Regions from separate parts of the Homo sapiens genome. Here region 1 is linked to region 2. A link is a loop called in an ENCODE intact Hi-C map of the cell type or tissue named here. Cell type or tissue: heart right ventricle. All regions are shown on one strand.

Region 1 (2,500 bases), 210 kb after region 2:
ATCTCTCTACCCAAGAGGCAGTGACATAAGTAAGGGAGTCATTCTGTCCTTCACAGTCTCTGGAAACTTTTTGATCCTTTCCATTCCTGATACCAACCCTTGAACTTAGGACCCTACTACTTCTTACCTAGAACATATATTACAGCATTTCATGTCTCTAGTTTTCACTTTATATTCCTAAATTCTGCATTTTATCAAGCCACCACCGGGCTCCCCTTCTCCCCTTCTTCCGTGCCTCTCAATTATCCACGGAATAAAGCTGAAGTCGTGCTAAGCATTAAAGATTATTTCCAGATGAGCTTCAACTACCTTTCCGGCCGCCGTTTTCATCTTTCACTAAGAACAATACACTCAGATTAAACTTGTCCCCGACAGGATGCATGGATTCATATGCTGTTTGATTTTTTTTTTTTTTTTTGCCACTTATGCCTTCGTGTTCACCTTTCCTCTTTTTCGCTTCTCAACGAAGTTTCCATGATCAACCCAACCAGCAGCTACTCTCCTTCCCCAGATCACTGAAGAGTGTAGTCGTTAGGTATTACGAGACCTCTATTTATGCACCCTCCTTATCTGTTAGAGAGAGGGCTGGCATCAGTGCCTAAAAAGGAGCCCCAAAGCCAAATGCAATCGGCCCTCTATTACCGGAGGATGCCCTGTATCCCGCACATCCACTCTGCCAGTGCAAGTGTTCAATAAATGCTTAATACATTCATTGATGAATGACCCAGAGAGAAAAACTGCAGTTCGTGGGACAAGGACGAAGTGGCCTCTCAGAGATGCGGGAGTGCTGGCTCTCCTCCACCCTCCCCGCCTTCTCCAAGCCCGGGTTCCCGCCCACCCCTCACTCCTGCTTGAGGACAGGGCAGACATTGCGCATGCCCCGTATCCAAGGCCGCCTCCGGGAGCACCTCCCATGCCGCTCCGCTCCCTCCCGGTGACCGGGCACGCGCGCTCGCTCCCGCAGAGCGTGCCCTGCGTGCGGGTGCCCGCCGAGCCCGCCGGGCGCTGGATCTCCGAGTGCCCCGGCCGGGGCCTGAGGAGCGGGCACAGGGCAAGGCGGCGGACGGCTGCGTCGCCCGAGGCGAGGAGGAGCGCTGGCGGTGAGTGAGGGCGCCGCGGGCGAGCGGGTCGGCGCCTCCGCGCGTGCGCAGCGCGGGACCGCCCGGGCAGGGGCGCGCGCCCTGCGGCCGGCCGGAGGGGCCGAGCGAAGCGAGGAGAGGCCGGGCTGGTGGCCGCAGGTCGGCCTCGGACCCACGGGACCAGAGGATCCCATATCCGTCCCCCGGGCTCGAGAGGCGCTGGCCGCGCGGGCTGGCTTTCCGAGGGGGGGGGGGTCCCAGTGGGGCGCGTCGGGCCCGCGCGGAGGTCCTGGTGCCGGGGGCGGAGGGGCAGGGCCGCCTCAGCCGAAAGACCGCGGGGAGGGGCGCACGAGCCCGCCTGGCCGTGCGGACGCCCGCGGGGTGCGCGACCCCGGAGGTGGCGGAGGTCCAGGCAGGGGGCGCGGTCGGGAAGCCTCGGCGCCTAGCAGGTGGCGGGGGCCGCGCCCCTCTCCCGGGGAGGCGCGCGGTGGGAAGCGGAGCAAACTTCCCCTAAGTAACTTTCCTGAGGCGCTGCCGGCGGGGACTCCGGGGACCGACGCTCCGGGTTTGCGCGGCCTCAGGCGCCGCGGGAACCCAGCGAGTGGCGGCGGGCGATGGCGGGGGCGGCTTCCTCCTGAGGCTGGACTAGTCCTCCGAGTTCTGAGTGGCATTTGTGGCCCGTTTGCTCTAAAAATAGACGTACAAGTTTGGTGTTCGGGAAGAAGGATGTTTGCTCTCTTGGGAAGAAAAGGCTTTTACCTCCTGGCCTTTTCAAAGAAAGTATTGTTCGGGCCTGCTGGGGATCCCTATTTATCAAGCAACCCATTGTCCTGTGTGTGCCTGGTGAAAGCGAGCTAATTCTATTATTAGTCCTCAAAAGACCAAGGGAGATCACGGTGCTTTTTCTTTTTTAAATATTCCCCGCCACCTCGCCAAATCCTGTAATACAGTTTCCCCAAACTTGGCTGCACAGAGGAGTCGCTGGGGAGTTTTAAAACTCTTAAAGCCCAATCGCACACCAGACCAATTAACACAGTGTATTTTTTAAAGATCCCCAGGTGATCGCGCAGCCGAGTTTGGAAACACTGGTTTAATATAAGAAAGTCAAGGCTTTAGTTTCACATAGTAGTAGCATTCAGTTTGTAATTGGTGAGATGAAACTCAAATTCATTTTCCTAGACAGGAACTCACAAAGAGCGGTTTGTTTCCCACCAGGGAGGGAGGGAAGCGTCTCTAACGGTTCAAACTTTGTGAACTATAATGTGACTCTAGCACTCAAAACAATTGTTCTAAGTGTTGTTTTGAATTTCTGTTGAGGTTACTAAGCCCGCTTTCACTGACTCCCTGCCCAGCCAAGGGCTTTCCCCTTCTTTTAACCCTACCTCAGTCCCCTACTCAACCCTCTGCCAGATCCCCTGTTT
Region 2 (2,500 bases):
AAGTTTGAAATCCCTGTTGACTCTGCTCTCCTTCCCATCCCCAGAGAATTCAGATATTAAGATCTATTCATTTTCTATCATCTAGGAGATGTGAAGATGACTTGCTGAGAAAGCGATACATATTTCACATTACTGCCATGTCAATTAAGTATCCATAACAAAATCCCATTACATACTTGCAAAATGAGTGGATGAGAGCCTTTGATTTTTTAAGTCTCAGTTCTTTGCCTACTAAATTAATTTTTACTAGAAAATATTCAAAAAGGTCTAAAACAGTAAGGTTAACTTGTAGTCCGGCACTTTTCTGATAACATTATCGTAAGAGGTATACAAGGACTTAGGCACTTTATCACTAGTAATTTTCAGTCACCTCTATTCATGTCTGCTCTTTTCCAGTGCCTTCCACCTTACAGCTTGGTCTCTTGGGCAGCAAGGGATTGAGATAGAGCTATTCAGTGCATGGTATCCATGCCATGTTCCCCAGAACTCTTTTGCTGCCAACCCGTCTACTTTGGCCAAGATGGGAAGGAAGGGGAGGGGAGAGGAGAGAGAAATATTTAACTTTTATGAATAATGAATAAGTTCATTCAGTATTTAGTGGTAGAAGAAGAGATTTCCATAAAACTCTAAAATGCTAAGACATGAATTACTCATCCTAATATTCAAGCATTCAATATGCTTCTATGTTAAACTAATCATTTTGAAAAGGAGGAAGCAGGAAACAATGAGACTTTGTATCAAATTAATTTGGGAATGGTGGTTCTTTTCCTTTCCTATTTTCTTAATATAAATACCCCATGACTCCTGGAATAGTTGGATAAGATCCCCCTCCCCATCAATAATTGCCTAATGAGGTGTGGAGCGCTCTTCTCTCTCTCTCTCTCTCTGCCAAGGACTCTTGGATAACAACGTCGGGTAGAGAATCACTGGCCCGGATGACTTGGTTCCTGGGAAAGAATCCAGGCTGTTGAGGCACTCGTGGAAACAAAAAGAATGAAACATGAGCCTAAGAAATTTAGGTTTCACTCTGGAGAAAAATCTGAGAATGGTTCTAGGAGCTTTTCACCATTGAGTCTCTAGGTTTGCCAAACAGAAGCTATGGGGTCCTCTTCTCTTGTACTAACAAGCTAGACCCCAAGCAGTGAAACTGCTGCTATAGAACAAAGGAGATCTCCAAACCCATTCTGTTCTAAATCCATAATCCTGATGGCTGAAGGCACCGAAGCTAGAAGCAGTGTCTTGTGGCTTAAACTTCAGGCGCTTGTCCCTGGACCCAGGACGCTTCCAGCAACGCTGCCGGCTTGCCGAGGCTCATGGCAATCAGATCCTCTTTCTGAATCTGAGTTTTCTCACCTATAAAAAGTAAGTAGTACCAGATACATAAATTATAGACCGTTACTATATGAAGCCTCTAATATTGGCCAAAGAAACGCCTGAGGAATTATTTTTTCCCAGCATATTTTCTTTATCTGGGAGTGGAGTGGGTTGGAATGGAGGCTAGGAGTACCAGGATATTCCTCTGCCTGACTCCAGGGGGCAGCAGCTACTTGGGTAAAGGGAGGTCAATGACCCATCCAAGGGTTGGGTGACCTTAGTTCTTAAACCCTGAGGTAAAGAGACAGATCCAACAAAATGGACTTTTTAAAAGAAACATAAAATCCTCAGAAGTCATGCCCCACTTCTAAAGAAACTATGGCTCCCGGGAGATCCTCAGAACATGAAAATCATTGGTGAAAGGATAGTATTTCTCCTGAAGGGTTTTCCTTAGATTTTCCTGGATAGGTTTTTGGTGAGAGCAGATTTATTTTTAACAAATGCACACACATGGCATCCTCTTTCTTGATGACAAGGATTTTTTATTTTTTCCAAAATGTGCCTGGCAGGCCCTGGAGCCAGAGAAACAAGACTGGGAAGCCTGATGTTACACAATGCATTGCAAGTGATAGCCGAAACTGGTCTGGTTTCCAGACACCTCCTGATTCAACAGGGATGTGTTGCATTAGCACTCAGAGTTTCTAACATAGTAGCAAATCTACATCTTTACTCTATTTTTCCATCTCATTAGTAGGAAGGAAGGAAGGTAACTTAATAGAGGAGGACGCAGAGAATTCTAACAGAATTGCCAGCTCTTTTTTTTTTTTTTTTTTTTTTTTCTGTGTGGCTTTAAGCCTGGTGCTTGCAGCAGAAGAAACCCTTGAAATTCTTGAAGCTAGGAAGCTAAGGTTTCTGAAGGAATGAATTTGCACTGCACACATAATCTATAATTTATTAGCCTGCTTCAATGGTCATTATTGAGATTTGATTGTAATGCTTAGTGGCGTTAACATCCCTTCCACATCTCCCTAACAACATTTATGGTCAGTAATAATATTGGTTCAGTGCTTGAGCTGTGCTCTGAAGAATGAATCTGCTAGAGCTCATCTTGCCTCATTACTTCTAACAAGGCTCCTGTAGTCATGTCAAACTCCGGTGACATGCCAGACAGAACGACATCTTTTAA

Evidence for each region. Peaks named below come from ENCODE experiments on the same cell type or tissue, not always from the same donor. Only the 100,000 strongest peaks of a DNase experiment are listed, where the experiment ranks them.
Region 1: a loop joins it to region 2, with 2.6 times the contacts of the local background. A loop is called at or near these places in 13 of 110 quality-filtered maps.

What each region holds. Positions count from the first base shown.
Region 1 is chr20:11,889,855-11,892,354 of GRCh38, forward strand. It overlaps a transcript of BTBD3 not described here. Among named protein-coding and RNA genes, the nearest start is that of LINC00687, 20 kb to the left of the region's middle. RefSeq lists a silencer at 889-1,088. In heart right ventricle, CTCF peaks have their summits at 1,461 and 1,660; DNase peaks (open chromatin) are centred at 897, 1,567 and 1,937; H3K4me3 peaks cover 2,262 bases; H3K27ac peaks cover 1,921 bases.
Region 2 is chr20:11,675,197-11,677,696 of GRCh38, forward strand. No RefSeq gene overlaps it. Among named protein-coding and RNA genes, the nearest start is that of LINC00687, 190 kb to the right of the region's middle. In heart right ventricle, CTCF peaks have their summits at 1,532 (motif pointing right) and 1,732; no DNase peak of the experiment used is centred here; H3K27ac peaks cover 666 bases.